5 separate regions of the Homo sapiens genome follow, and all the other regions are linked to region 3. The links are chromatin loops, found by intact Hi-C in ENCODE. Cell type or tissue: CD4-positive, alpha-beta T cell. All regions are shown on one strand. Links, peaks and the distances in the headings refer to the core of each region. The heading gives the core; the rest is flanking DNA.

Region 1 (6,224 bases), core at 787-5,786, 660 kb after region 3:
ATTTAGAAAGCAACATCTGGGATCTGGGTGCAGGCTTTCTTTTTAATAATTTCAACTCAGTAAATGCTGCCAAAGCTGACTTTTTGGCATTACATTCACAGAATGGTTTAATGATTGATAGATGTACAGTTGACTTTTTAATATACTAAAAGGTTAAAAAGCTCATTTACAAAAAGTTGAACGCTGTTGTAGAACATTAACATTGATTTGCAAAGTAGTTCTTCAAAGGCTAAAACACTTGTAAATTCAATTGATGATGGGAAGAAAAGAGATAAAGTGCAATTTGCCATGTCAAAGCTTGTTTTATTATTCAACATCAACTTCATAGCAAATATTTTATGACATTAACCATGTAAGATATGTTAAACTCTTTAAACTGCAACAACTACAGACTCTATTTTAACAGATATGATATCATAGTTTGTTTGAATACAATTATGGTTTATCCGTACATGACAAACAGCTTCAAATTTATTTCTTCTCCATAGATTTTTATATTAATACAAATGTTATATTTACCACAAAGCCTTGCTCCACCAAAATTTAAATTCATGTCATTACCACAAAACAAATACTTTCTCTGTAATGTTAAACATTTTATCTAAGTTTCCAATAGCTTCAGAAAGTTGTCATTTGTTTCACTTTTTCAGAATGCATTTCCAAAACTTTATGCTTAGGAGTTTATGCTGAACAATATGAAAAACCAAAAATGAATTTAAGCAAATCAGATCTTCCTGTTTGAAATTCCCTCTTGCAGGAGTTTGGAGAATTGGTTTGTTGGGACAAGGAATGAGCAACTTATTCAGTAATTTATGGGGGAAAATGAAGACAGCCTGAGTTAAGACAGTGGCTATGGAGATGGAGAAGTGAACTATCTCAGTAGATGTAAAGGTACTACATTTAACTGAATTTGGTGCCTACATAGATGTGTGAAGTGAGAGAGAGGGAGTAAAGCATGACTTCTAGGTTTCCAATTTGATAACGAGGTGGTTAACAGAACCATTAATGAGATGAAGAATAAAGGATGAGAAGACTTGGTAAATAACTGTAATCTCAGCACTTTGGGAGGCCGAGGTGGGCGGATCAGTTGAGGCCAGGAGTTCGAGACCAGCCTGGCCAACATGACAAAACCCCATCTCTACAAAAAAATACAAAAGTTAGCAGGGTGTGGTGGTGCACTCCTGTAATCCCAGCTACTTGGGAGGCTGAGGCACGAGAATCACTTGAACCCAGGAGGCAAAGGTTGCAGTGAGCTGAGATCATGCCACTGCACTCTAGCCTGGGCAATAGAGCAAGACTTCATCTAAAAAAATAAAATAAAAGACTTGGTAGAAAACATGAAGGAATGGGGAGTTCAGGTTTAGACAAGCTGCCTAGAGATATTGTTTCAGGAGTATATTCTTCAGTATATAATTGATAATTGAAGCCATAAAAGAGGTCACATGGGGTTGTATAGAGAGAAAATAAGTCTAAGGAAGAATTCCAGCAACACTTAAAGGGTTGTCAAAGGAGCCTGGGAAAGAATGAGCCAACACACAGAGAGGAAACATCTCTGAATGAGTAAAACAAAAACAAACAAACAAAAAAATGAAGGTATTTGTGTCCCATGTGAAAGCCTGCCAAAGAGTAACCTCTGCAAAGGAGAATTTTAATAATCAAGTAGATAGAATGACCTGTCCTGTGGATACCAGTCAGTCTCTTTCTTTCCTGCCACTTCTGTCATTGGCCAATGGGCTCATTAACAAAGTAGCCATGATGGCAGAGATGGTGGTTATGCATGAGCTCGGCAACATGGACTTCTACTCACCAAAGTCAACTTGGATATGGCCACAGTTGAGTGCCCAATCTGCCAGCAGCAGAAACCAACACTGAACACCAATATGACACCATTCCCCATGGTTATCATCCAGCTACCTGGAGGCAAGTTGATTTCACTGAACCAGTTCCATCATGGAAGGGGCAGTGTTTTGTCCATACTAAAATAGAAACTTACTTTGGATACAAACTTGCTTTTCTCACCTGCAATGCTTCTCTGCCAAAACTGTCATCTGTGGATTCACAGAATGCCTTATCCACCATCATGGTTTTCCACACAGCATTGTTTCTGATCCAGAAACTCACTTCACAGCAAAAGAGGTGCAGCAGTGAGCCCATGCCCTCACCAATGCAGGTGGACATTATCCCATTCATTGAGGGCTTGCACAGAACAAATAGGTGGACTAATGGTGAATTCACTGTCCCCGTTTGAGCTGGGGCATCTGTCTTCTCCTGCCCCTGGACATTGGAGCTCCTGGTTCTCCGGACTTAAGGAATTAGACCAGGAGTTACACCACCAGTTCTCCTGGTTCCCAGCTTGCAGATGCCAGACCGTGGGGCTTTTCAGTCTCCACAATCATTATATGAGCCAATTTCTATGATAAGTCTTTATCTATCTCTATATCTATCTAGCTCTAATCTAATCTATGTATCTACCATCTACATTCTATTCATTCTGTTTCTCAGGAGAACCCTAACACAGAAGGGTTGCAGGATGGACTATGGAACATGGAAAACAGGAAAAAAGAGAAGGGCTCAAGAGACTGTGATCTCTGAGAAAGCACACCTTTGCTGTAACAGCAAAGAGGGAGAGATAGATGTTTGTGGTCAGAGAACAGAGTTTAAGATTTATGAGGTGGAGAAGTTCAGGGTAATAACCAGTTCTGGGATAGGACCTGGATTATGTTTGACCTATGTATAATGTCAAGATAGAGATTATTAAAAGACACTGAGGAAATTGCCATTATTCACCTTTTCAGGTGTATCCTAACTGGGGGCCTAACATAATGTCATAAATTAGGGTAAGAAATGTATTTTAAAATTGTCATGTAGTCTCTTTGTCAGTAAGCAAAGTTTGCCTTAGCCCATGTGATTGACCAAAAACCACTTGTAGGTCCTAAAATTTGAATGAATAAATAGAAGTTAGGAATCACATGCCTGTGTGCAATCTAATGGCTTGAGCTGGCACTTAGTTGGCACTGCCACCAAGTGGCCAGTCGGGAGAACTGCATTTGGTGTTAGAGCTAGTTCTCAATGAGGTATTTGCCGTTCTGAGATCCGACTCTCAAGCTCTGGAGCTACCAACTCTCCAGGGAAATATTTGTGTGACAGCTTTCCAGTGAAATGTGCAATCTGTCAATCCTTTAGATGAGAAAGTACTTAAAGGATGTAGCTTGATGGATGAACTACTCTAGCATAGTCACAGTTTTTTCTCTGACAATTTGGGAAAAGGTTGTTTTCAGAATAACTGTACACTTATAAAAACAGAGACTCCAAACATTGAAAAACAGAAAAAGTAAGCATATTTGATGATACCCTTTCTATATACAGACCTGAGTCTTCAGATCCTTGCAAATTTCTCAACGGGGAAGGACATTGCAGCATGGCAGACCACATGGATATACACGGGGAAGCATCATGAGCATGGTCTGTCCATTGCCTTTTGCCTGTGTCTTGTGTAATGGAGCCATTTTTACTAAATACACGAGGACACTATGTACCTTTGAAATACATACTTGAAAGACAAAAAGGTGAAATTGGTCAGGATTGAGAAGCAAAGAGTAAACCAGTGGACCTGGTCCAATATCTCCTTGACTCTACTGTGGATCTTCATTAAAATTAGGAAAAAAAATGGTGATTGGGAGATGAATAGCTACCTTCATTTACAAAACAAATTCCACAACTATTAATATTTATTGAGTACTTACCATGGGCCAGGTAAGTACTTCCTATATAAGGTAACATCCATAGTGCTTACCATGTTCTAAGTGATGGAGACACAGTAATAAACAAAAGAGGCCAAAGTCCCTGCCCTTGTAGAGCTGACATTCCAGTAGACTGAGGTAGATATGATTACCCCTGCACCACAGATGAAGAAGCTGAAGCTCAGAAATGTAGCAAGTAATTGACCGAATGAGGTATTAGGCACTGGTGTGTTCTACAACAAAATCTGTGGTTGTTATTTTTATGCTAGGAGCAAGGAGGTGTAATCTCTGACCCTTTGTTACACCTGAGAACTGTGCCATAATGATCATTACAGAAGGCTTTCAGACATACACAATATCGTTGGCACCTGAAATCTTTCTTTAAACTTACCTTATGAGAGTCCGTTTTGCTAAGTGTCTCCACATTCTTCTGTGACTTTTTTTAAAATTATACTCTTTAGCTGCTGATGAGGTGGGCACAGCGGCCGTTGGCAGCTGCTGCTTTGGGTTGCTTTGTCAATCTCTGCCCCGGTCTGATGTTTTCTACAGGGAGATGCCTTGGATCCAGGTTCAGGGATTAAATAAACTTGTCAGCTGAAGATGAAAAAAAAAATTATACTCTTTATTACATTATATTGAAATTAACTTGTGTATGTCTGTCTCCCTCATTGAATTGTGGGCTCCCTAGAGCAGAACCATGTCTTATTTATCTTTATAACCAAATCAAGTTCAGGCACTGGCAAGAGTAGGAACCAGTGGTACAGAATTTGCAAACACTAGCATCTTTGAAATGCCCCATTGACTAGCAGTTTCTGCCCACCTCAAACCCATTGCTGTATCCTGATCAGTTCCTGACAAATTCTTGTTGGCTTGAACTTGTTTGAGCTTTAGTCTGTATAGGGGGAATGGAACTGCCAATGGAAAGAGAGATAGACTACGAAATCTCACTTTTCAAGTGGATATCTTTTCTTCTGTGAGTATAATACCTCTAAATAGCCTGAAGGACAGAGCTCTCTGCTACCACTTATGATCACATAGTGCTTTGCATTGGATAAATTATTTTTACATTAATCACATTTGTTGCCTTATGAGGTGGGTAGGGCAAGTTTTACTTCCTCATTTTATCCATAATGAAGTTGAGGCTCAAAAACATTAAATGACTTCCCTCAAAGCACACAACTTACACAAGGGGCCTTTAGACTTGATTCCAATCCATACCTAGACCCATTACATAGATCTGTCTTCCCTACTGTACTGCTACTATGAATTTTATCAATTCCACTATAAACATGTTTTATAATCTGGAATTTGTCAAATACAGTATGCCTTTGTTATTAGATAGTGGAGCTATTTTTACTCAATACACAAGGACACAATGTATCTTTGAAATAAAGAGATGAAATTCACCAAGATTGAGAAACAGTAAACCAGTGAGTTCTCTTCAATTTCCCTTTGGATTTATGGTGGTGCTACACTAAAACTGAGTAAATTAAATCATTCTCTGAATATCTATTCCAGTAAAATGAAGGTCATTTATAAATTATTTATAAATCATTATAATTCAAAAATAATTCAAAAAACAAATGTAAATATTAAATGCAGGCATTTAAACATTTCACTCTCAAAGAATGAATGCATGGGAGGTAAAGGATATGAGGCTAATTTGATGGGGACATGAAATGGTAAAACCTTAGAATTCTGAGCTACTGCCCCCCAAGAAAGATATTAATGTGCACACAGGAAATTTCATGGCACCCACATTTCTGCTCTGTTTTCAGCTGTTATCTCAAAGACAAAGGGAGCAGACTATAACACTCCCATCCCTTTCCCACAGGGTGAGCAGGACTAATAGGTGGCTGCCCCGTTAATCCATTACACTGGCATAAGATATAACTAATAGTCCCACCAGAACAGTAGGCATTAATTGGGATTGTCCCAGATAAACTGAGATATATGGTAACCCTTGTAATAAGAGCATGCATTTCCCAGAGCATTTGGGGAGGTAATTATCCCTATAAACTCTGAAGCCAAAGCGAAACTTGTGCAAATTAATTGAGACTGAAAACCAGCCCTGGTATTTCTACCTTAGCCCAAGAAGCACTGGAGACATAGCAGAGGGTTACGGAACCTGATGCAGCAGGAGAAATACAGAGTGGATTAAGCCAAAGACAGTTCATTTAAATTTGTTTCCTCAAAGTTTCTCATAATTCCTAAGGATGGAGTTGGATATTAACATCCACTTTCTCTATTTATATTATACATAGTTTATTATCTATAACTAGGCTTAGGAAAACTGTTTAGTAGAGTATGTAGTTCTCATTCCAAATATTAAAGGCAGTAGTTCACAGTGAATCGTGGTGATTGTCTCTCTTAGAACCCAAGGTAAAGCACCCTTCATGTTTTTTCAAAGAATAAAAACTAGGCTGTATACCTCAACTCACTAACACATCACAATTCTGCTAGCCAACATGAGCAAACTCATAA
Region 2 (6,224 bases), core at 832-5,831, 800 kb after region 3:
CCAGTGTCTATGACTCCACCAGTAGTGAAATCCAGAGGTATCTTTCCTGGCCTCTGACTGCTACTTGGGGGAAACCTTTTCAAGATAACTTGCAGCACAGATTCAAAACACAAAAGCCATAATCTAATAACACACGAATTACTTCTAGCCAACTGCCTCCTTTTCCATCCAGCCTCCTGACCCATTCTGAAGAGTGCAGAGCCCTCTGTACACCCCATGAGATGCTAGGTGCTCCATAAGGCTAATTCTCATTCTGAGATATGGCTCGGGTTGGCCCCTTCTTTCAGTGAAGAACGGCAGTGAAAGCACAACACCTTTTGCATTTACACACAGATACAACCTGATGTATAATGAGAAATAATAGAATCATAAATGCCAACTCTATTTTTAAAATCCTAACTTATTCAACCAGCACATAAAAGAACATGAATAGCAAACTTTCCATTATTTGGAAACTTCATTTTCAGCAGCTGCCACTCTTTCTCCAACCTTCCCCTCGACTTCAACCCTACAAACTCTACCAGTTACAAGTAGCAACATAAAAATAAATTGGTTTCATCTCCTTTTACTTCCAGTTCCATCATGTGAAGAAAATGAGGGAAAGATGCAAAATAGTCGGAAGGCAAAAGAATAAAAATTAGAGAGAAAAGTGCCGAGGACTTAAATATTCAAACTGCAAGATCAATCCTAGAGTAATCAGGAATTTAATGTGACTTTCACAGTCTGGAAAGCAAGCTAAAATAAATGTAGGGGCAAGTAAATCCAAGTTAAGTTGGTTTTTATGCTTGAAAGTGAAGTGCACTATTGTGTTCAAAGACTGCTAAATGATGCAGTAGATATAAACAAGGCAGTTCCCATCCCCAAGGAGTACTAGAGCACATGATGGCATGAGACATGAACATGAAAATATAATAAACAATGCTAAAAAAAACAGTTATCAAGGATATTTTTCAGATAAGCATTTTTAAACTTCAGAGGGAGTAGGAGGCTTTACAGAGAAAATAGAATCTGATCTGGTAAGTGAAACATGAATAGACAAGTTTTCAAATCTTTTGAGATGCCACCTAAATTTCTGCTGGATGCCTGATACATATATGGTCACGCGGCTCTCATGACACTGTACTGACATCCCACATGATCCTTTCACTTTGCTCTAAACCTCCCATCCCATCCCTTAACTGGTGAATATCAGTTTGATCTGTTACGGTATTCCTTTCCAACCATTGTACAAATGAGAGAAGATGAAAGACAGGAGCAAAATTCAACAGTAGTGGAGAGTTAAACATGAGCTAGTCTGTAAACGAGAGGTAAATGAGAGGGACATAGATGTTGGATGAGGGTCTGATAGAAGACAGAACCAGAGGAGAAAGTGACTCTCGGCTGCTGGGGCTGCTGATGAACACAGAGCTGTTGGCAGCTAGAAGCAAGAGCAGTGTCACACTGCTGCCTGCACTGCATTAGGTTACTTTACAATCCACCTTCCATGGAGGTGAAGGACTTTGTGCCTGAAGCTAAGGTCAGGGGTCCTAGAGACAAAAGTGGTCCTGAATCCCTCCTCTGCCATTTGCTAAATGAAGCTGTATTAGGCCATTCTTGTGTTGCTACAAAGAAACACCTAAAACTGGGTAATTTATAAAGAAACAAGGTTTAATTGGCTCATGGTTCTGTGGGCTGTACAGGAAGCATGGTGCCAGCATCTGCTTCTAGTGAGGGCCTAAGGGAACTTACAATCGTGGTGGAAGGCAAAGGGAGCCAGTGCATCACGTGGCAAGAGCAGGAGCATGAGAGCAAGGGGGCAGGTGCCACACACTTTTAAACAACCAGATCCTGCGTGAACTCAGAGCAAGAGCTCACTTATCACCAAGGGGATGGTGCTAAACCATTCCTGAGGGATCCACCACATGATCCAATCACCTCCCACCAGGCCCTGCCTCCAACAGTGGTAATCACATTTCATCATGAGATTTGGAAGAAATGAATTCAAAACCATGTCAAAAGCCATAGCTAGCTCTGCATTTGCTTCAGATTCAGAGTCTAATCTCCAAGGCTTGCTGACCTTCTCCTTCTCATTGTTGCTTCCCCTTCCTGTCTCTTAATTGTTCCCTTCCTCTGTTATCCAGTCATTTGGTCCAATAGTGCAACAGCTGGAATATCCCCTCCAAAACGCATGTTGAAACTTAAGCCCCAATGTGGCAGTACTGAGAGGTAGGGACCTTTAAGTGGTGATTGGATCATGACTCTTCTACCCTTATTAACGGGTTGGTGGATTAATGGGTTATCATGGGAGTGGAACTGGTGGTTTTATAAGATGAAGAAGACAGATGTGAGCTAGCATGTTAGCATGCTCAGCCCTCTCACCATGTGATACCCTGTGCCACCTCAGGACACCGCAACTTCCCACCAGCTGGAAGGTTCTCACCAGATGTGCCTCCTCAACCTTGGACTTCCCAGCCTCTTTATCTGCAAGAAATAAATTCCTTTTCTTTATAAATTACACAGTTTCAGGTATTCTGTCATAAGCAACAGAAAACAGACTGAGACAACTATCCTCTCTCCAACTTGACTTTATTGAAGACACTACTGTGGTGCCTTTATGTCCCCTCCCCAGAGAACTGTAGGCTGAAAACTGGAAGCAGAATCACAGAATTTGATTGAAGAAATGGACCTTAGTGATCATCTGGTACACAACCTTAGTCTACAAACAAGGAATTCAAGGCTGTAAGAGGTCAAACATCTGCCCAAAGTCACCCAAGTACAGAACTACCAGCTCCCAGCCCAGTGTTCTCTCACGGTATCACTCATCCCCCACGTCATGTGAAGCACATTGCAGAATTCAAGCTCAAACTGAGCCAGGAAGGAAGACAAAATCCAAATCCAAGAGGAGAGTAGGGGCTGATCTCATCTCCCAGAGAGGTCTGTCTGCTCTCCCCATCCAAGAGTGTAATACTGTGCTTAATAAACTTTCGCAGCTTTGCTTTGTTAAGAAAAAACAAAGGACGGTAGGGTCATTTCTAAAAGCAGAATGCTAATTATGAGAACATGAAGTGTTGATTTTAACACAGTAGAATGCTCAGGATTTGCATCAACACGGGAAGCGGAATGACGGGCGCGAGTCTCTCCGCCACATAAAACGGGCACAGAGCGCCATCTGCTGGATGTCTGGACTTCAGGCCACCTGCCACAATTGAGAATGACGGATATGTTTAAGCTTATTTCTTGTTGGGCATATCCCAAACACACACACAAATTTACTACATTGTTTATCTTGCTTTTTTCCTTTTTAATATAGCATAATGATATTTCTTTATTAATAATATATATTTCATCATTCCTTTTTAAATCTAAGCTTCTAAAATAATTGTATTATGAAAATGTCCCAGTATACACAAAAGCAGCGAGAATGGTACAATAAAACCCTCACTTAGCCTTCTGTCATATTTTTAAATTGTCAGAATTTTGTCACATTTGCTTCTCTATCTCCTCTTTTTTCTTCCTTGAATAATTAAGACAAATCCCAAGTATCATATATGCCTTCAATCTTTAGTATGAATCTCTCTTAAAAATAGACACTTCTTTTATAAACACAATATCATTATTACAGCTAACAATTCAATAACAATTATGTGTTATTATCTAATGCCTAGTCAATAATCATATTTCCCTGGATGTCTCCAAATATTTTGTATCATCGATTTGTTCAAATCAATATCAAAACAAATTGATTCAATTAAATGTAATTTAAAATTCATGAATTCAATTTAAAATCTAATTCCATTTTAAATCCATGAATTCATATGCATCTAATGGAAAAAGAGAAAGCCTACCAACAGAAACAATAAAGGGAGGGAAAGAAGGAAACAACATTTTTACCATATATTAAAGTAACTAGCCCACAAACACCTTAATCTGAAATTTGGCAACTAAAAGAAAACAGTTAAAAATATATTCTGCCTTTGATGAATAAACCATACTTCATTGTAAAAATAGCCCTATTTCATGAGAGGCGTTGTTTTTATACAGAAGAATTCCACCTAAGTGAAAGGAATGATAAGGTTAAAACATCTCCATTTTGCAACTCCTACTAAACCCAAAAAGGTGACGATCTTCAATGAATGGAACTCTTTTAGATAAAAGCTGATGAGGAACTTGACAGAAGAGGGCTCATCCTGTCATCACGTGCTCCCACTTGAACATGTGATACAAAACCAACATCACTAAAGGTTTGTCTGTGTGATTCCTGTCTTGAGGTTATGTGCTATAGTCTATCTTAGCTCTTTCAGGAGATTTTCAATTTTATGCCTATACTTCTATTTCTTATTATATAACATTATAAAGTTTCTGTTGACTCCCTACTATAAATTATTCCTCTTAATGGGGTATTTCCTTCCCATGTCTATCTCCTGCTTTGGCTAATTGTCATTTTCATTCTTCCAGTGAATACCTTGATGACATTAAGTAAAATGCTAAACTTTTTTTTGTAGGTAGTATCTACTGAACTCATCTAAGACCAAGAAATTAGCATAGTCACTTTTCATCTTCCTCTCATTGGGTGTATGTTGTCTTTTTTAAAGTTTTTACTTTTGCTTATTAATTTTCACAATATTTAACTTTTGCAATTGTATCTCTCACCATTGTTTAGCCTACATTTAAATGAATTCAACATATGTGAGCAATCCTTTTAACATTCTTCATTTATTGGGTGTCCTATTCTTGAGAAAAACTCAACTGATTTTCACCTTCATAAGTTGCTTAATTTGTCTAAATGCCTGAAAATGCTTTATTTATCCTTGAAATTCAATACCTTAATAAGGATATGTCTCCTTATTGATTTTCCTCAATCCATTTTTCCAAGCATAGGTTTGCATTTCCAGATTAAATTATTCAATTGTTCAAATTATCTTCTATGTCATCTTTGAACATACTGTCTGTTAGATTTGTTGGGGTTTTTAATTCAATGTTTGTTTGGCCTTGTCTACCACTCATATCTATTATTTTCTCAATCAGTGTCTTAATCTCTTTGTCTTTTTCCCTCTACATTCACTGCAATTGTCTTAAACCTTTCTTCTGGGTCATTCATCCAATTTTTAGCTATGCCTGTTCAGTTTCTTGCTCTTTTACTTCATTTTATTTATTAATTCAGCAATGGTATTAAATTGTTAGTACTTGATCTGTTTCCTTAGCTCAGCAAATCTCTTTTTTTCTCACAACTGCTGTTTTAGTATCTCATCTTTAAATTATTGTTCAATAACATGTTTGTATTTAGTAAGCTCTTCCATAGAGTAAAACATCCTTAGGAACATTTGTTCCTGAGTGTTCACTTCTGGATAGACTTTTCATCTGTGTTTTGCATTTGATATTTCAATACTTACTTGGTGAGGGGGATAAAGGGGCTGTTCTGCAGTATATTTGCATAGAAGCCAGGCATGATATTTTATCATCTTGCTTTTGAATAGGGAAGACAGCTTGGATTTAGTGTAGGTAATTCCTTGTGATTCCTTTCCACTTTTCTGATATCTGTGTGTTTTGTCCTGTAACTATTGTAGAGTTGGAGATCCTAAAGCTGAGAACTTGGATAAGGGAAAAGAATCACGGCTGTTGGCAGCTCTATTGCCATGCTGGCCTTTACCCTCTCCTCTGTTGCCTGGCCTAACATCTGTGTCCACAATTCCACCATTCTGTTTTACTGTATCTTCAGATGTACTTGGACTTCAGATGTTTACCCAAATGCACTATGAGGCCTGAACCAGGGAGTCAGCCATTCCCACTTCATCTCTCCCCGTCCAGGAGCTGCTGTGACTCCCCAAAGCAGAAAGTGCATAATATAGAACATGAAATGTGTTTCCAAGGTAGAAACATTTTACTTGACTCTCAGGGAGTCTTTTCCCCATCTCCTACATCCTCAGAAACCGAGTTATAACTTATATTTATTTGGTCTCTATTTGGCTAAATTTTAAATTTTTTATAATAAAAAATTAACACATTCAAAGATAGAGAAACTAGTATAAATAACCCCATGTACCTATCACCTGACTTTAGTAATTACTAATAAACACACGGCTGTTCTTTCTTCATCTATGTCCCCGTCTACCCACTCACTCCCACCCTCACCCCCGCCCCATCCCTCACACCAAGAAATAAAGTTAATCTCGACCTCAGATCATTTCATTTTTCAATCCATTGTTTATGATCCTGACATTCTTCTCCTGTCCAGCCAGTATGGTCTC
Region 3 (6,224 bases), core at 459-5,458:
TTTCTCAATTTCACAATCTTTAAATCATTGGTTCTACCAATGATTACCTAACTGGTCTCCCTTATTTCTCTCCTTCTCAGAAATCTTCAGTGGCTTTCCATTTATTTAGAAGAAAAGCCCAAGTCTTTATCCATGGATCACTTCAAACTCATGCGCAAAACATAATTTACTCCTGACCTTCTTAGTACCTAAGTTAAAGGCAATCATTGACTCTCCTCATTCTGTTTACCTTATCGTATATTCAGTGCACCAAGATAAGGATTAGCTTGAAACAATTCTAACTCCTTTTCTTTTATGTCATGTTCATCCCCCTTTCTAGACAGTCATCCAGTCTTGGTTACTTTCTAGCCAACTTTAACCTTGACTTTGTTTGGTTATTTCTGTTTCCCCTGCCTCCATCTTCTGCAGATTGCTGTAGTGGCCGATACCTGCTCTGGTCTTAGCACAACTGTGAAGTTACCTCTCTAAAGAACAAATCTGATACTGCTTAAAAACTTGAATTGGCTCCTTTTCCACCTATGTTCAAGACAATGTAAAGCCTGACCCCAATCCTTTTTTCTAGCTTAATTTTCTTAATTTTTGCCCCACACCCTCTGAACAGAATGCCCTCCAAACACACTGTGTGTGCTCTTTAATAATTCCCAGCTTAGGTACTTATATATCCTGCTGCCTACCTTTCCCCATTTAGCAGTTTATCCCTTGTCCTTCAAGACTCACGTTTCACATTTTCTGTAAAGACTTCTTTGATCAAACTATCAGATCACTGATTCATTCATTCAGGGAATGTGTAGTATCAGTATGAAGAAGGCACCCTGCCAAATGTTAGCGATACAAATGTAAATAAGACATAATTTTGTCATAAATGACAATATCATGTCATAAATAACAAAGTTTCATCTTGGTCCCTGTACCTCTATCATAAACACATTATATTTAATAGAAATCACTTGTATATGAGTCTGTCTTCCTTACCAGTCTGCAAATTATCCAAAGCTCAGATTTTGTCTTAAATTTCTTTGAATTCCTAGGATCTAATATATGATAAATACATGTTTCTTATTGATCTTCTCTTTGATTCTTTACAGTGCTTTTTTTTTGTCTGTTAGTGACTATCATGTTTCATAAATTTGTTAGGAGGTACTCTTCTTAGGAATGTAAATAATTTAGTACAATAACAAATACGAGGTTGCTTAGCACTAAATAGTCTCATGAGGTCAAATTGTACAGCTGTATTATAACACAGGTGGATAAAAACATCATTGCAAATATCCTTCTGTAAAAAACTCGCTCCTTATACTTTTGTGTGCAGTAGAATCACTTGAGGAGCTGATTAGATATGCACATCCAAGAACATGGAAGATGTTTAACATCATTAACTGTTAAGGAAACTTATGTTAAAACCATGGTAAGATACTACCACACACCTGTTACAATTGCTAAAATAAAAAATAATAATTATATAATGTATGGGAAGCTGGCAAGTATGGGAAGCAACTGGAACTGTTATACAATGCTGATGCAAATGCAAAATGTTAAAATTCTCCAGAAATGCTTTGGCATTTTTATAAAAGTAAACATACATTAACCATGTGACCCGTAAGATTCATGCCTGGTATTTACTTTGGAGGAATGAAATCATATTAATATATACAAAAAAGTGTACATGAATGTTTATAAATGTTCTGTTTATAATTGTGAAAACTGGAAACAACCCCCATGTCCTTCAGTGAGAGGTCCGATTAACAGACTGTAATGTGCCCATCTGTAGTACCGTGGAATACTACTCAGCAATAAAAAGGAATGAGATATTGATATATGCAACAACTTAGATGAATCTCAAAGCCATTAATCTGGGTGACAGAAACTAATTTCAAAAGTTTATAAGCTTTCTGACTCAATTTATATAGTGGTCTTGGAGAGACAAAACTATAGGGTTGGAGTACAGATTAGTACAGTGGTAGTAGTTGCGAAGAGTTTAACTATAAAGAAATAGCATGAGGGGGTTTTTTTAAGGTGGAGAAACTCCTCTTGATTATGATGGTAGCTACACAAATCTAACACAAATATGTCTTAAAATTCTTAGATGTGTACACTAAAAGTGGAAAAATAGTTTTGCTTTATGATGATTTTTAAAATCACATGAGGAACATCCCTGGGCCTCATCTCCAGGGATTCCAGTTCATTTTTTTTTCTTCTTTTTTTTTTGTTTTTTGAGACAGAGTCTCACTCTGTCGCCCAGGCTGGAGTTCAGTGATGTGATCTCGGCTCACTGCAGCCTCCACCTCCTGGGTTCAAGTGATTCTCTTGCCTCAGCCTCCCGAGTAACTGGGACTACAGGCACATGCCACCATGCCCGGCTATTTTTTTTTTGTTTGTTTGTTTGTTTTTGTTAGTAGAGACGGAGTTTCACCATGTTAGCCAGGATGGTCTTCATCTCCTGACCTCGTGATCTGCCTGCCTCACCCTTCCAAAGTGCTAGGATTACAGGCATGACCCACTGTGCCCGGCCAGATTCCAGTTCATTTTTGTTGTGAGCTAAGGCAGACCACAGATGGAAAATTCAGATTCAAAGATAGTTAAGAATAAAAAACCCAGACTTACTTTGATTGTTGTCACTTCAAGTCTGTAATGAACCAATAAAAAAAATGCACAGAGTATGCAAGAATAGAAATAGAAGTGACTCCTACCTCCTCCTAGTTCCTCACAGAGACCAGAGAGATATACCAAGTTGGTGGCCACTGACGCTGGTTGAATGTGAAACTGGCCACTGATGCTGGTTGAATGTGAAACCCATGTGATCAAGTGGGAGGTACTATGTCAGTACTCCAAGATCCACCTGCTACTTTATAAGAAACATCTCTATCACAGATACATACTTCCCTTGTTTAACTTCTTACTGTGTCATTGGTGCCACAGCAGTCCTAGCCATGTCTTCCCTCAAATGGGGTTTGACTAAGGAATCTATTTGTAAGAAGGACAGCAGAACATTTCAATGCAGGGAGCCCACAGAAAGCAGACTTAACCTAAAACCAAACAGCAATCCAGCAATATGATTTGAATATCACCTTCAACCAATAGTTTTAGTTTCCTCTGTTGGCTTTGAATATCCACTCTTGAATATTAGAAAAGAAATGAAGTAAGTGAAATGTTTCTCCTCTCCCTACCTTTAGCCTCTGAAGGAGCTCTTAGCAAATACACCACAATTGGACTTTTTTCCATATTCATAAGAGCTGCTTTAAGATTACAGTAACAATATTGCTTGTCTGAAAAGATGAAAGCTGAGGCAATGAGATCCAAGTGTAATTAGTCCTAAAGTATATGTATAAAATAATTTCTAACAGGCTGACTGCACTGCATAAGAATAAAGTAAGAATACACCCCCCTTGAAACTTTAAGAAGCTCTCCTCTTTTGTTATGTTTATATATGTATTTTGTTTTGGACCCTTAAGAGGCTCAAAATGTGTAAGTTGTTATTTACTTGGTTGGCCACTAGATGGTGTGGTTTGTTAATGCATTACTTTTGGTTTTATAATTGAAGCAGATTTCATGGAATACTATTTTCTTAGATAATTTTATTAGTTAAATATTATTAACTTAGAAGTTTAAAATTTTAAGTGACCTGAGAGATAATCAGTATGGCAAAGTCTAGAATGGAACCCCAGTCCCCTGAAATCTTACTCCCTGCCATTATCCAGCCCTTAAGTAAAAAGTGTAGGGAAAAAACTGTTCAAAAAGAAGCTCATGAATTGATAATGAGATTTTGAGACCAATAGCAAATAAACACATGATGTGATGGCCAAACAGAAGCTTTAACTATATAAACATTTCTTTAAATGTTAATCTAAGGTCTTTAATTTTTCTTAAAAATTCTGCCTATTGTATAGTGAATCTTCAGTGAGTCTTTTAAGACCTTCTGCTACAGCACTTACACAGGTGACATATAAGTATACTAAATCTCACCTCTGGGCTCAGATTAGGCCAAAGAACAGAACCAGAAGTAACATTATTACAGTAGTCCCCCCTTATCCATGGGGTATATTTCCAAGATATGAAACCACAGATACTAGTGAACTAACTTGATTGGTGTCAATTAAGTGCGTTTTTGTTTTCGTGTCTTCCACCCACAAATTTAAAGCCTTTTTCATCTTAACTATGTATCACACTGTAGCTGTAACTTGCAATTTGAGGTGCAACAGCAAAACTAACACAAATTTCTGTTTTCTTCTTTGTAATTTCACAACTAGAAGATTTGTTGCTCTTACCATCGATTTTAGCAACCTCAGCATACAATTTCGTTTTTATTCCCTTAAGTTGAAAACTTTCACCTTTTCACATAAAGGAAACACTTTATGGCTTCTCTCTGGCAAATTCAAGTTGCCAGCATCACTAATGTTGTGCTTCAGGGCCATTATTAAGTAAAATAAGGGTGACTTGCAAACACTGTGATACTTAAACAGTCAATCTGATAACCAAGCCTACTACTAAGTGACTAATGGGTGAGAAATGTCTACAGCTTATATATGCTGGACAAAGGGACGATTCATTTTCTGGGCTGGATGGAATAGGACAGTGTGAGATTTCATCATGCTACTCAGAAGAGCATGTAACTTAAAACATGATTTGTTTATTTCTGGAATATTCTACTTAATATTTTTGGACCACAGTTGACCTCAGGTAATGGAAACCACAGAAAGCAAAACTACAGATAAGGAAGGACTCCTCTATACTCAATGCACATCTATAGTTGAGGAGCTAAAACAGATGGTCAATGCTTTGCTATCAAAGATCACCAAGAACACAGCTGTAGGTGAACAAAGCTGGGTTTATTGACTTATCGCAATGAGGAATATCATAGGGGAAGCATCATGGGGATCTCAATAAGAAGGGAGAAGTCCTCAAAGGCAGTGGGTCTGAAGTAAAAGTGTAAAGGCTCTGAAGCAGATATGGACTTGTTGGAAAATATACTCAGAAAAGCCAGCCATTGTGGCTAGTGTGGATGAGGTAAGGGGATGAGATTGATTTCCATAGTCTTGCATTGTAATGACTCTGGCCTTTACTCTTAAGGAGTTGAGAAGCCACTGAGATTTAGTTTTATTTTGAATAGTGTATATTTTGAAGGCTAAGAAACAGGTAATACTGATTGATTGCAAAAAGGGACATCTGGATGAAAGAGACACTTGCTTTTCACCTCTTTCCTTTTGAATTTTGTGATATATTTTGGTATTACCTATTTTTTAAGATAGGTAACATTATTTTTTATGATTTTATATAAAGCATTATATACTAAGACCTAGTAATACCTTAAGATGCTTAAAAATAATTTTCTGATTTCTTTGATGAACTCATACAACAGAAATGCTAAAAACAATTGCTTTTAAATGCTAAATAATACTCTTACGCTTTCTTGGTATCTAGGTACAAAGGTCGAGAAATAAGCAAGTACGAGAATTATTCCCAGATGGTTTTAGTATTCATCATGCAGGAATGCTTCGGCAGGACAGAAATTTAGTTGAAAACTTGTTTTCTAATGGGCATATCAAAGTCCTAGTGTGTACAGCTACGTTAGCCTGGGGTGTCAATCTTCCCGCCCATGCTGTTATTATTAAGGTAAGAGCTTACCTTCCTTGATAAATGGATTTTGTGTGTGTCTTAAAGCAAGGCTCTGGGTTGACTTACATAGAAAAATATTGTGATTTGGCTGTTTCCTTGACTTTGAATGTTATTTATAAAAGGTCAGAATTATTTTCTCCAATAAGAATCTAGTTTATATTGTGAAAATTTTACTCTATCACAGATGATGAAAGGATTAGTTAAAGTACACTTTTGAGATCTTGCCATATTTGCCTAATTTCAGTATTCAGTTCATCAGGATTATATTTGTGTGTGTTTATGTAAATTTTTGTTAACTTTTCCTCATCTAGGGAACACAAATATATGCTGCAAAAAGAGGCTCCTTTGTTGACCTTGGAATTTTAGATGTCATGCAGATATTTGGTCGAGCTGGACGACCACAATTTGACAAATTTGGGGAAGGAATAATTATAACAACGCATGATAAACTCAGCCATTACCTCACTTTGCTCACTCAACGAAACCCAATTGAGAGTCAGTTTCTGGAAAGCCTTGCAGATAACCTAAATGCAGAGGTAAGATCTAATGAGTAAAAGTTTGGAATAGAATCATCAGCCTTAAGAATGACCAAGAAAGATGAAGATTGAGTTGGT
Region 4 (6,224 bases), core at 831-5,830, 1.2 Mb after region 3:
TTTTCAAGGTGTAAAAGCCAACTTTAGCTTAGACAATGTCTGAATTATATCAACTTTCAAATTTATTGAGTCTGAATTGGAGATTATTTCAGTATTTAATAGCTTCTGGGAGACATTTTATTGTTTGATTTCTTTATAGTATATAAGTGTATTTCAGGACTTGTGTCACACGGTATGAATTGCTTTATGTTTGCTTTTATCCCCTACTTTGTAAAATATTTAAGTGTTTTGAATCTTGTATTAATTTTCAAAATATGCTTGAGGACAGTGAACAGTTATAGGAAATATAATGTGTTAATCACAGGCCAGTTAGTAATAAGTGAAACTCGGTTTCACAATTGTTGGAGGAGGATGTGTTAAAAAACATATATCATACACAGAAGAAACATAAATCATACACAGCAGAACAATTCTGGGGGTCATGAGTGTCTTCTGCTTATCCAGGCAGCAGGGCATGGAGCGAGAATAAGAATGTGATCACCTCCTTCTCCATATAATATTGTGTTCTTAGATTAAAAGCATGTTATAATGGCAGAAGGGGATGTTGGTGTTGACAATATTTCTGATTCATAAGTCTCATTGCTCCAATCTGGGTTCTTTACCTCTCATATCTGATGTATAGGTGTCACTCTGGAATTCCTCCTAACCATGCTCCTGGGAGATCCCTTTGCCTCTCTTGTGTTTTGACTTTGCCATTGTTTATATCCCGTGTTCTTGTCTTTCTTCCTTTATGCTCTTTTTTTCCTTATTCAAAAGGTGGCATATACCATATATATAACTTGTACTTTGTCTTTTTTCACTTAATATATCATAGTGATCTTTTCCAATTAAAAGATAGGAAGGACCAGGCACCACCTGTAATCCCAGCACTTTGGGAGTTTGAGACCAGCCTGGGCAACATAGGAAGAGCCTGTCTCTACAAAACGAACAAACAAACAACAAAAAACAGGTGTGGCAGCTCATGCCTGTAATTCCAGCACTTTGGGAGGCTGAGGCAGGTGGCTTGCTTGAGCTCAGAAGCTCAAGGCCAGCCTGGGCAATATGGCAAAACCCCATCTCTACAAAAAAATTTTTAAAAATTAGCCAGGTGTCATGGTGTGTGCCTATAGTCCCAGGTACTTGGGAGGCTGAGGCAGTAGGATCACTTGAACCCAGAGAAGTCAAAGCTGCAGTGGGCAGTGATTACACCACTGCACTCCAGCCTGGGCAACAAAACAAGACTCTCAAAAAAAAAAAAAATATATATATATATATTATATATATATTAATTATATATATATTTTTTGGAAAGATAATTAAACTTTTCCCTCATCCTACTGTCATAATCTGAATTAGGAAGACAAAATTCATCCACTAATTAGGGGCATAGTTAATGTTAAAAGGTCACTTACTAAGTTTTATTCTTGGAGTATGTAGTTTTATTCTGAAACTTTTCTGTGAGATTGGATCTTTCCTAAAACATACACAAGAGATGTAGAAATAGTTAATATAAACCTTGTCATTTACTGAGAGCTGCTGAAAACATAATCATTATTGACAACTAAGTTCAAGTAAAACCATAATTAAAATTTGGGGGATTCTTCTTGCTATGGACATTAATTGATAAATTTGGACTTTAGTTATATGTGTATATAAATGAGGTAGTCCACATAGCATAGAGATTATAGTAACCAGCTTGATAGCTTCTTAATATAGAAAGGTCTTCATAGACAATAAATTTCATATGGTCTATTTTCTTTTTTGGTCCTAATTAAGAAGTGTCATTTTAGAGAGAGGGAGAAGGAAGAAAGAGGGCAAATTAATTTATGCTAAGCAACAGGACTAGGCTGCTTGCTTTTTGTACACTGATAAAAATACATTAAATCCAAGAGAGAACCTAAATGTAAAAATTCTGACTCTTACTTGGGAAAATTTGACATTAGAGCAATCTATTCATGGAATTTGAGACCTGGAAGAAATTACATTTTTTAAAAAATTTGGTCATTTTATTTTCAAACTAGGGAACTGAAATCCACAGTGTACCTTGCTGTTTGAAAGTACTTTTATTAGGAGGATGAGGCCTGAGTTAACTATTATTAGACCAGAATCTATTAACTTTGTTTTACAGCGAATACAAGCTAGCATTCTAAAAGCATTTAACAACCCAACTACTAAAACTGCTGATGATGAAACTAGAAAAAAAGTCAAAGGTATGTTGACTCTTTGTTAAAACTTTTTTCTTTAAGAAAATATTAAAATTTTATTTTAGTTGGAAAAAGAACTGAACATTATGTGAACTAATCCACCAAAGTAGTGGCTTTAAAAGGAGGACGTAGTTGCTGCAGTGTCTGAAAAATACTTTAGTGGAACATAGAAAATGCTAGAATGTATTCATGTGAATTTATAAGAATAAAGCTATACCAAGTATACAGATTGACACCGATACCTTTATGTGAGGTCTTCTAAGGGAAACTTGAAAGGTTGTTGAAAGTAGCAACCACACTTGGAAGTTCATATGTATCATATTGTATCATTTGACATGTGTTTGGATCAATGGATTTATGGATATTTTTTAGATGTAACTAGACAAAATGTTTAAGTGCTCCAAAGACTCCTGCAAATAAACCGTTTATTGAAGAGAGTGCTGGTAAGTCAAGTGTAAGTGCACTTTGCCTACTCCTAGTGTTTGCTATTCATCCATAAAAATATGAGCCCCAAATGATGATTACCTAATCAAAGTTGGTTATTTATCATTATCAATACTATATAGGGTTTATATACCTTGCCCTAAATGTATATTCTGCATTGAGATACTAACTAATGTTAGCATGAAGTGATTTTTAGAAGACATTTAAAAATATTATTTGTATTTTTTTCTAACTTTTGTTTTTGTGGTTTTATAATGTATGTACTACAGGTCTATAATTTGCAAACATACACACATTGTTACTGTGCACTTTATTGTAATTAAGGGTTCAAGATTTTTAAAAAACGTAGCTGCTCAAATATGCCTTGTTCTTTTGTGTTGAGATAGTGCCATCTCGTGGATGTTTAGAATAACAGCCCCGTTTTTCTTCCCCCTCTTTCCAGTTTTGTACTATTTCCAATCCCTTTTAGTTTTTCTAGAAGAAATATCTTTATTATTATAGTATTTCTAAATACAATTTTAATTAATGTTTACTGATATATTCACATGTTTTCTGTCATTCAGTGCTCTAATATTTTAAATGATTTTGAATATTGTTTGTATGAAACTTGAAGATAGAGGCTCAAAAAAGAAGTTTGAAAGAGGGGTGAATAGGTTTGTTAATATACTTTTTCCTCCCATGGTTTATGATGGAAAGTTTCAAATTTTTATTAAAGTAGAGAGAATAGCATAATGCAGCCCTTTATATCTGTCACCCAACTTAAACTGCGTTCATGGTTTATGTTTAATCCATTTTCTCCCAACCTCAGGTTATTTTAAACTAAGTCATTGGCATTTTTTTAATTTATAAATATTTCCTGAGCAGAATAATTTTAACTTTTAAAAATATAACCATGTTCTTGAGTTCTTAATTACCTATGTTAATTCCTTACACTTGCCTTTTACGACTGTTATTTTCATAGCCGTGATCCTGGCATCCGTAGTCCTGATAGCATAATCTCCTTTTCCATTCTTCTGGGTACTTATTGGTTAGACATGAGGTTTTATAAGTTTTAATGGGAGTGGTTGAGGTGTGGTACGAATAGTGGTTGTTTTGTTTTACCTCTTAAGAATAGTTCATTATTTCTTGGAGACTAAAGTAGTTGATAGTCGTAAATCTGCTACAAAATTGTAAAGGAGAAAGACTTTAGAATGTTGTATGTATAGTAAAATGTATTATTAAATGTAGTACAGAATATCTTATTCAGATTACTTTTGAATAACCAGAAGATAGCCTATTATACTGCTAGATGGATGGTTGACATGTTTTTTGCATTAAAAAGTATGATTTTTACAGCATATGGAAAAGAAGGTGTGAAAATGAACTTCATAGATCGGATCTTTATTGGTGAATTAACTAGCACGGTCATGTGTGAAGAATGTGCAAATGTAGGTACTTTAGAATTCAATTCAGCATGGAATGGATTACAATCACATCATTTTTATTATATTTTCTTTCACATATAATCATTGGCAGTCATTTTTAAAATTTGACAGATGATTACATAATGATTCTTGAAAGTCTTTTTATACGCTACACTCCTAGAAAGTAAATGTGATAATTTATATATTTTTAAAAGTAAATGTATTTTTGTGTTATTTTTCCTCATGACACACCTATGAGGCAGTTTTAGCCTATCTTAATATACTGAAATTCATTAGCTATCTGTTTGAAGTGAGAGAAAAACTTCTGTGAAGAGAGTAACTGTGCTACGTTGCAGTGCCCTAAAATGTAATTCCAGGCTGGGTGCAGTGGCTCATGCCTATAATCCCAGTACTTTGGGAGGCCAAGGCCGGCGGATCACTTGAGGTCAGGAATTCAAGACTAGCCTGGCCAACATGGTGAAACCCCATCTCTACTAAAAAAATACAAAACAATTAGCCAGGCATGGTGGTGGGTGCCTATAGTCCCAATGACTCGGGAGGCTGAGGCAGGAGAATCACTTGAACCCAGCAGGCAGGGTTGCAGTGAGCCGAGATCGCACTACTGCACTATAGCCTGGGTGACAGAGCGAGACTCAGTTTCAAAAAAAAAAAACTAATTCCAATAGAAATAACTTAATGTATTAACATAATTTAGGGTGGTTATATCACCTTTGATTTAAAGTTTATATGACGTATTAAAGATTTTTGTGTAGACTTCACTCACTTTGAACTTAATAATTTTTATTTTGAATGCCATCTTTAACAACTTAAAGCATGTATGAATTTTTTGTAGATTTTCAATTGCTTGGCAAGGAATATTTCTGTAAGTGTATGACTTAGAGTATGATAGGTTTAAATTTCTGTTAGATTTTAATAGTAAAAGGAGCCTTTATTCATTTTCCTGTCCCAGATTATGAGTATTTTTCTGTGTTCTCTAGCCTTAAAGAAGCAGGATTATAAAATATATCTCATTCTAGCCTGTCACATTGAAACACAGAATGCATGACCATGATTATTTAAGTTTCTAGACTATTCAACACAGAAGTTGTTTTCTCTCTCACAAGATAGAGAGTATCTTTTAAAACAAAATTATCTTAAAGAATCTATAAAACACAGCCAAGCTCTCTGCTTTTTTTCATGGCTTTTTCTTAACATTTCATAGTTTACTTATGTTACAGCCCTAAGCTAACCAAAAATGTCTAGTCTCTTTAGTTAATCTGTTTTATTAAACAGTTTTTTTAAGTTATTTTAAATATTACAGGCCAGTCATATTGACAGTAATATAAAATTCAATTGGATCACCATTCACTGATGTTTGAGAATATCTTGTTTTGATTAACAATGTGCTGCAATACCCAATTAAATTGCTATTTTTTTCAGGAACAGTTTTTAACGTAAAATTTTAGGTTGCCCGGGAAGTTTGATTTCTTTGTACTTTACAAAACTGTATGTTTATATTAGAATTCTAACTGAAGTTTTCAATGTGTTTTCCTTTTAAGATCTCCACGGTGAAAGATCCATTCATTGATATTTCACTTCCTATAATAGAAGAAAGGGTAAGGAGAAGAAAACTAATGATGAAGCTTTGGTGAAGAACATTTAATCATTTATTTAAACATTTGTTGAGTATATTACCAGATATCTGAGAGTCATTATTTTTTATATATAATTGAGTTTGTATTCATAATTGAGTCTGATTTGGGGGTTTGTGTAAGTATGCATAAAGTATGATGGTTTTTATTCTCAAGGAATTTAAACTCTTAAACACTTTTTATTTTGATAATTTGTTAATTTTTTGTATTTCAAGTCAGTCAAAAATTTTAAGATGAGGACATCCAGAATTTATTTACTAAAGAGGTTTTGGTTTCTGTATGTGGCATTTACATAGGTTTCAAAACCTTTACTTTGGGGAAGAATGAATAAATATAGAAGTTTACGGGAGACAGATCATGATCGATACAGTGGCAATGTTACTATAGAAAATATTCATCAACCTAGAGCTGCCAAGAAGCATTCTTCATCTAAAGATAAGGTAAGACCATAAGCATCTGTTAGACGTCTGTTTTTTAACAGTTTATTAACAAAAGTTTCAAGCACATCTAAAAGTAGAGAACATAGTGTAATAAACTCTCAT
Region 5 (6,224 bases), core at 673-5,672, 550 kb after region 3:
AGACGCTCAGATATGGGCAAGACACACATTTAACAAGTCCTATGAAGGAAAGCATGTTTGCTATGTCACTATGCTCTTCAAAGTCAACTGGGATGATGGCAAAGGGCAACTGCCTTGCAATCCTTTATTTTAGTGCAGAAAAACATCTTCAGTGGTCAGAATTACTCACTTGACTCGAGGAAGTTTTCAAAACATTTCTAAATATCATAATTCACCATTATAGACACCGTGTTATTAGAGAAAAGAAAAGTATTAAGATAGAATAAGAGGTCAAACTGTCCTGTATTAAACATGTCATCACAACAGAGAAAATGTTGCAGTAACCTGACCTTTTTGTTTCAAATGAAAATCAAATATAAGCTTTTTCTGTTACATTAGCAATCATGTAATTCTCTAAAGGTGGCTTTTAAAAAATGAGAGGATTCAACATTTCCTAGTACATGCTAGGAACATTGTTAAATTGAATCTTTTCTTTTTATGAATAGAATGACATTTAGTCTTTCTGAGAAGTGCTGCTTTGGGGGCTGATGACCATGATGGGCATGTATTAGTTGACCAGTTTGCATAGAGAAAACATTCAACTTAATAAGCATTTCTTGGTTCAGTATTTTTGGCCACCTACTATGTGTTGAACAGAGTGAGTGATAAGAAATGAGTACAGGATTCAGGGGATGTTTTTTATAGTGAGACAGCCAGGTGGGAAGTGGTCCGCACGGAAACTCCAACCAGCCTGTGCACTGGGAGGAGTGCACACTTGGGCGGAGCCACAGAAGTTCGCGCTATTTGCAGTGGGGAGGAGCCTGGCCCCTCCTCTTCCTGGGTGGAAACTGGAATTCAAACTGTGAGGCAGGAAGCACACTAGCAGGACCCTAGCCTTATGGAGAATTCATGTTTCCCTATTTTTTGTTTCTTGTTTTTTTTTTTCCTTTTCACCCAACAAATCCCATTATTCTCACCCTTCAAATTGTCTGGGAGCCTAATCTTTTGTGGTCACGTGACAAGGATCCCGTCTTTAGCCAAACTAAGGAAAAGTCCCTCAACAATAGGAATGTAATCTTGTTGAAAAAACAATAAATACCAAAAAAAAAAAAAAAAAGAAAGAAAGACAAGGTAGAATATGGAATAGAAATAATAGATGCTGGTGGTAGATATTGCAATGAAGAGAGAAGGGATGTTAAGGGAGACCTTGAATTTGGCAAGAGGGTAGGGAGGCCATCCTGAGTGAAATGTCAGAGGGCAAGAGAACATGGCAGATGATGGGACGCAGTGAAGAGCCTTGAGAGATGAGGTCCCCATTAGGAGGGGCCAGATGATAAGAAGTTTTAATCCTAGAAACAGGAATTTTTCAATTGATCTTATAAACAAATAGTCATGGTAGGTTTTTCAATCAGTGAAATGAATCATGCCAGTTGGGAGCAGTAGCAAGTAGAATAGACTCAAAGAAAGAGCATCTGCAAACATGAAAATTTAGAGGACGGTTTTCACAGTAATATACCCATTAAGTGATTAAGGTCTAGGGTAGAGTCCACGGAATCAGAAAGAAAAAATAAAACTGAAAACATGAGGCAAGGACCGATCTGACAGAGTTTGAAGAAAATGAAGTGCTGAAGATCAGGTCCCAGCATCGTGTCTGCCACAGTGAATATTCAGTGGATGGTGTTTGAATGGGTGACTAATAAGTAAATCTCAGGTTCTGAGTCTAGGTGACTAAAATATTGATAGACAGACAAGAACATCATAAGCATCTTCAAATAGGCTTAACTGTCTCGGAGACTACACAACATTGACATGATGGCTACTCAAAGTCAGTTCATTTAATTCAGTATATCCAGTTTTTAAAAAATCAAACTGGTATGTAGAAGAGCCAGCAAGCTTTTGAATATTTCCTTTTTCATCTAGTTGTTTTTGATGTTGTGGAGACATTCAATGACAAATACAGAAAGAGGAGACTGATTAGGGTTTGTGGAAAGTGCTAACCTTTCCTATATTTTCTTTCATTACAGAAAGATTGCTGGTTGATCTGACTGTATGTCCAATTAGTAAATGCTTTCCATAGGTTCATTTGCTAAGGCCAAAAATAAAAAGGACTTTTCAAAGAACACCATGCCATTTTCCCTAAACAAGCTCTTTCTGCCGGGGAAGTCTTGCTCACCTTTCACCAGCCTTCTGAATGTCTGTTACTCCCTTCTCCCCTTCTGCTTCTGGCTTAAAAACACTTTTTTATTGTTATTACCTTGGCTCAAAGCTTCTGTAATGGTTTCTTGCTTAAGCATAAGGACATAGAAATTAGAGCAATGGTCACAACAGCACAACATGGCTGATATGAAGGACTGGAAATGCTAGTTGGTAATGAGAAACAAGCAGACACAATGAATTACATTAATCCAGAAGTCACAGGTTATGACCTCATTCTTATAACTCTATGTTGTTTTAAGTCTATAAACTTTCATATTTACTTACAAGGGAGTATTTAAATATGTAAGTCAAAACAAGCAATAGTCAGAAGCTGGAAGAGATCATTAATAATTTAATACATCTTGACTAGTTCCAGATTGGAGGTACCATATAAATGTTTATTCCTGGATCAATTTGGTTTTGGTAGTTACTATATTTTTAGTTCTAATTAAAAACACACTAGAGGAGGATTTGAAAGCTAAGAAGGTGCTGCCACCTGGAGGATTTTTTCTGCCCATTTGGAGTTTTGCCTTTACCAAGCAAGGGCAGACTAGTGGTCGTAATCATTCTACTCTGTAAAGAAACCGAGCTCTCTGGTTTGGGATATCACAGAACAGGGAGACAAGCAGCCTGGTAACTGATGGCACTTTACATTTTTCAGCCATATGTTTTAGTGTCAGATGCCACAGGCACTGGGGTGAGGTGGCCTTTTGTATTCTCCTCACTGGTAACTGCTTAGACTCACATGAGCCTTTTACACAGTTCCACTTCCCATGAACAATATAGAATGCCTAGAGAAAGAAAAAAGGTTTTTATTTCCTCGAGGTTGAAATTGACATGAAATGAGTAAATAACTTAAAATATAGACATAATCGAAGAAAAATAATTATAAAACCCTAACCTCTCCAACTCTCCCAAACTCTACCAATTCTTTCAACATTAATTCTGTATGTTAGGACAACAGCGCTCTAAAAATCCTGCTCAGAAAACAGGAGTTAGGAATGGATGGGATACTATTCTTAAATTTGCAATAAGGGGCAAAATGGTTGCCAAATTCATTATCATTTACAGATGAAAAGACAATGTGACATATCACCAAAGGTGTTCTTTATTGACTGGTCCCCTTTGCTAAAGCTTTAGTTCTTTGTACATTAGGTTGATATATTTTTAAAAAATAATCTTAAACAGTAGACTGTTAATTTGGGTTTTTTTGGCGGGGGGGTATTCCTTGGTTTTTAGAAGCCCTTTCCATTAACCCTTTAGTGCATTCTCCATGAATTCTTTAGCCTGATGTTCACCAAGGTGCCTGCTTCTGGCATGCTGAGAAAAAGAGGACTTGAACTTCTATTGAACCTGAGGTCTCAGCACATCTATGGGGCAGAAATGTTCCATTTCCCCATTAAAAAGCTTTCATTTGTAAGCCGCAGATGAAATTTCATCTGCTTTGCATCAGTCTAGTTTATAACCCTAGAGAACTTGGCACCACAACCCTCAAACCCATTATTGGTATTTTCCCTTCTGATGGGAAATAATACATTAACAACTTGGTTTTTGTTTATTTTGTTTTTGCTTTAAAAAAATGAAACACATTTCATGTGTTGCCCTCACATTTTTTTGTTTCTCATTCAAAGCTTTATTCTGGGCTCCTTTCAACTGTGCATCTCTGGAATGACAGACATATGGGGTTTCTTGGTTTGTTGTTGTTTTTGTTGTTTTTCATTTTGTTGGGTGGGGATGGTTTCTGATCTTCATTTGCATTGCCAAGCAACCTGGAACTCTATTGGCAGTTACAAAAGCTCTCTTGGATTGCTAAATTCATTTCCATTGGAAACACAGTTTTACATATAGGAAAATAAAATGGCATCTTTTAAGTTTTCCCTCCAGAAAATGTAATCATGAAAAAATATGCTCTCTCTTGTTGCTGATTCTCATACTACAAAAATGCTACCCAGTAGGCACTTAATTGACCCATAAAATGTAGATAAACTTGATGGGTCCAAAACCATTTTGATTGGAGAATGACAGCCGCATGAAGGAGTCCATCAGGATCACTGCAAGGCACATCTATTCAATAATAAGCTTTTTGATGACAGGAGCTGGTCTCTTGCATTTAGGAAATACTTATTGATTAAGGAATGTAGAGGAATGAGATAGAAAACAGGAGAAAGGAAAAAGAGGTACTTGCTGGAAAGTGGTTGAGAGCCACCAACAATTAACAGTGGCATTGCTAGAGAGCCCTGGGCCACTGTGGAAGGCCCATGCAGTGGGTGCCCATCATCAGCCCCTTCATAGAGCAAGATTTTTCAGAATTAATCATTTTTATTTCTATAGTGTAGAATGTAAAAATGATTGTGAAATGAATGCAAAATTAGCTGAAATAAACCCCAATCAACTCTCACAGAAATTTCTTTGCCTTTGCCTTTTTTTTGGCTTGGTTTATTTTTATTGAGCCAAGGACTTGTAATATGGCCATTCTGTTTTCTGATTCAACATTTGTGTGGTGAGTACAGAGAGATGGTTTGGCCACAAAGTAGTTGGCTGAATTGAATATATTTTACCATAAAAGAGAGGGTAAATTTTTGCCAGAAGTATAGTATAGACATATTCCTATCAAATGACACTTAAAAAGCAAAATGATCAGCTTATTCTGCAAAACTAAAAAAAAAGGAAAGGGAAAAATGCAATTGTTGAGCTTCTTGACAAATTTAGTCACAAGATATAATGAATACTGAGACTCATATTCCAAATTGTGTTATGCCCCAACATCAGATACTTTTAAAATATTTTAATATTTAACTCAATGACCAAATAAATTGTTATCCATTCTGTCTTTCTTCTTCATCTGAAAACAGAAATAAAATACGACATAGTGTAGCTGCCAATACAGACTTCTAGAATTATGAGAATTTCAAGATAAACAGTTAACCATATGAATGTGTATATCACTAACCTTAAAAAGCAATAATAGAATAATGGTAACTATAAACAAAGTACCATGTTAGATGCATTAGATACATCATCTCATTTAGTCCTCCCAGCCCATTCAGGAAGTCCTTGTTATTCCATTTCACCCTGACACTTATAGGGATTTAACTGGCCCAGAATTGTACAGTAGTGGATGCCAGATCAGAATTCAAACACCTGGAGCCTAACACCAGAAATCACCCTGCGAACAACCACACAGTAAAGATCATCCTGTTGTATTCATTTGATTATTCTATTTCCATTTCAAGACTCTGTTTACACTGATTATTAACCTTAGCACATTTTGTCCTTTAAATAGTGCATTTTGGTGTGGTGTCTGTAGTACCTAAATTTGCTTGAGGGATGTTCTGAAAGAATCTGCTCAGGTTTTTGTTTTGTTTTGTTTTGTTTTGTTTGTATTTGTTTTTGTTTTCCAAGTTACATTGAACAAGGAAACAGAGTCATTTAAACTACTTAACCTCTAAAAAGTCAAAAAAAATTTATTTCAAATAAACCAAGTTGATAGCATAGTTTTAAGTCCAAAAAAAAGAATACAGAGTTAAAAAACTGGCAGTTGAGAAATATATTCATTCTGTCACTCCATTAAAAAGCTTCCCCCCGGGGCCGGGCTCGGTGGCTCATGCCTGTAATCCCAGCACTTTGGGAGGCTGAGGCAGGCGGATCACCTGAGATCAAGAGTGCAAGACCAGCCTGGCCAACATGGTGAAACCCCATCTGTACTAAAATTACAAAAAAAGTTAGCTGGACATGGTGGTGTGTGCCTGTAGTCCCAGCTACTCGGGAGGCTGAGGCAGGAGAATTGCTCGAACCCAGGAGAGGGAGGTTGCAGTGAGCCAAGACTGTGCCATTGCACTCCAGCCTGGGTGACAAGAGTGAAACACCATCTAAAAAAACAAACAAACAAACAAACAAAAAACTTCCCCTAAAAAAAGGCTTAAGAAAAAAACTGGAAAATTTGTTTGGAGTTTCATAATATTGGCAACAGCTACCATCATTCTGGCTTTTTAACTGATTTTTGAGCCAAGAAAAAAGATCCCTAGAACATAGTCCTATTGGTATTTGCA

The links. Peaks named below come from ENCODE experiments on the same cell type or tissue, not always from the same donor. Only the 100,000 strongest peaks of a DNase experiment are listed, where the experiment ranks them.
Region 1: a loop joins it to region 3, with 19 times the contacts of the local background. A loop is called at or near these places in 26 of 110 quality-filtered maps.
Region 2: a loop joins it to region 3, with 8 times the contacts of the local background. A loop is called at or near these places in 25 of 110 quality-filtered maps.
Region 4: it touches region 3 in a loop (6-fold over the local background); 4 of 110 quality-filtered maps call a loop at or near these places.
Region 5: a loop joins it to region 3, with 7 times the contacts of the local background. A loop is called at or near these places in 73 of 110 quality-filtered maps.

What each region holds. Positions count from the first base shown.
Region 1 is chr6:99,998,904-100,005,127 of GRCh38, reverse strand. MCHR2-AS1 (MCHR2 antisense RNA 1) reads right to left here. Exons shown (of 3, transcript NR_038384.1): 2 at 4,132-4,334. Among named protein-coding and RNA genes, the nearest start is that of MCHR2, 7.8 kb to the right of the region's middle. In CD4-positive, alpha-beta T cell, for the core only: CTCF peaks have their summits at 2,819 and 3,024 (motif pointing left); a DNase peak (open chromatin) is centred at 3,017.
Region 2 is chr6:99,865,179-99,871,402 of GRCh38, reverse strand. No RefSeq gene overlaps it. Among named protein-coding and RNA genes, the nearest start is that of MCHR2-AS1, 130 kb to the left of the region's middle. In CD4-positive, alpha-beta T cell, for the core only: CTCF peaks have their summits at 2,943 and 3,142 (motif pointing left); a DNase peak (open chromatin) is centred at 3,122; H3K27me3 peaks cover 222 bases.
Region 3 is chr6:100,661,728-100,667,951 of GRCh38, reverse strand. ASCC3 (activating signal cointegrator 1 complex subunit 3) reads left to right here. Exons shown (of 42, transcript NM_006828.4): 15 at 5,416-5,607; 16 at 5,922-6,146. Among named protein-coding and RNA genes, the nearest start is that of SIM1, 200 kb to the right of the region's middle. In CD4-positive, alpha-beta T cell, for the core only: CTCF peaks have their summits at 3,244 and 3,446 (motif pointing right); a DNase peak (open chromatin) is centred at 3,491; H3K27ac peaks cover 340 bases.
Region 4 is chr6:99,464,502-99,470,725 of GRCh38, reverse strand. USP45 (ubiquitin specific peptidase 45) reads left to right here. Exons shown (of 18, transcript NM_001346022.3): 10 at 2,108-2,189; 11 at 3,963-4,054; 12 at 5,590-5,646; 13 at 5,979-6,122. Among named protein-coding and RNA genes, the nearest start is that of PNISR, 42 kb to the right of the region's middle. In CD4-positive, alpha-beta T cell, for the core only: a CTCF peak has its summit at 3,005 (motif pointing left); a DNase peak (open chromatin) is centred at 3,015.
Region 5 is chr6:100,113,298-100,119,521 of GRCh38, reverse strand. No RefSeq gene overlaps it. Among named protein-coding and RNA genes, the nearest start is that of MCHR2, 120 kb to the right of the region's middle. In CD4-positive, alpha-beta T cell, for the core only: CTCF peaks have their summits at 2,538 and 2,741; no DNase peak of the experiment used is centred there.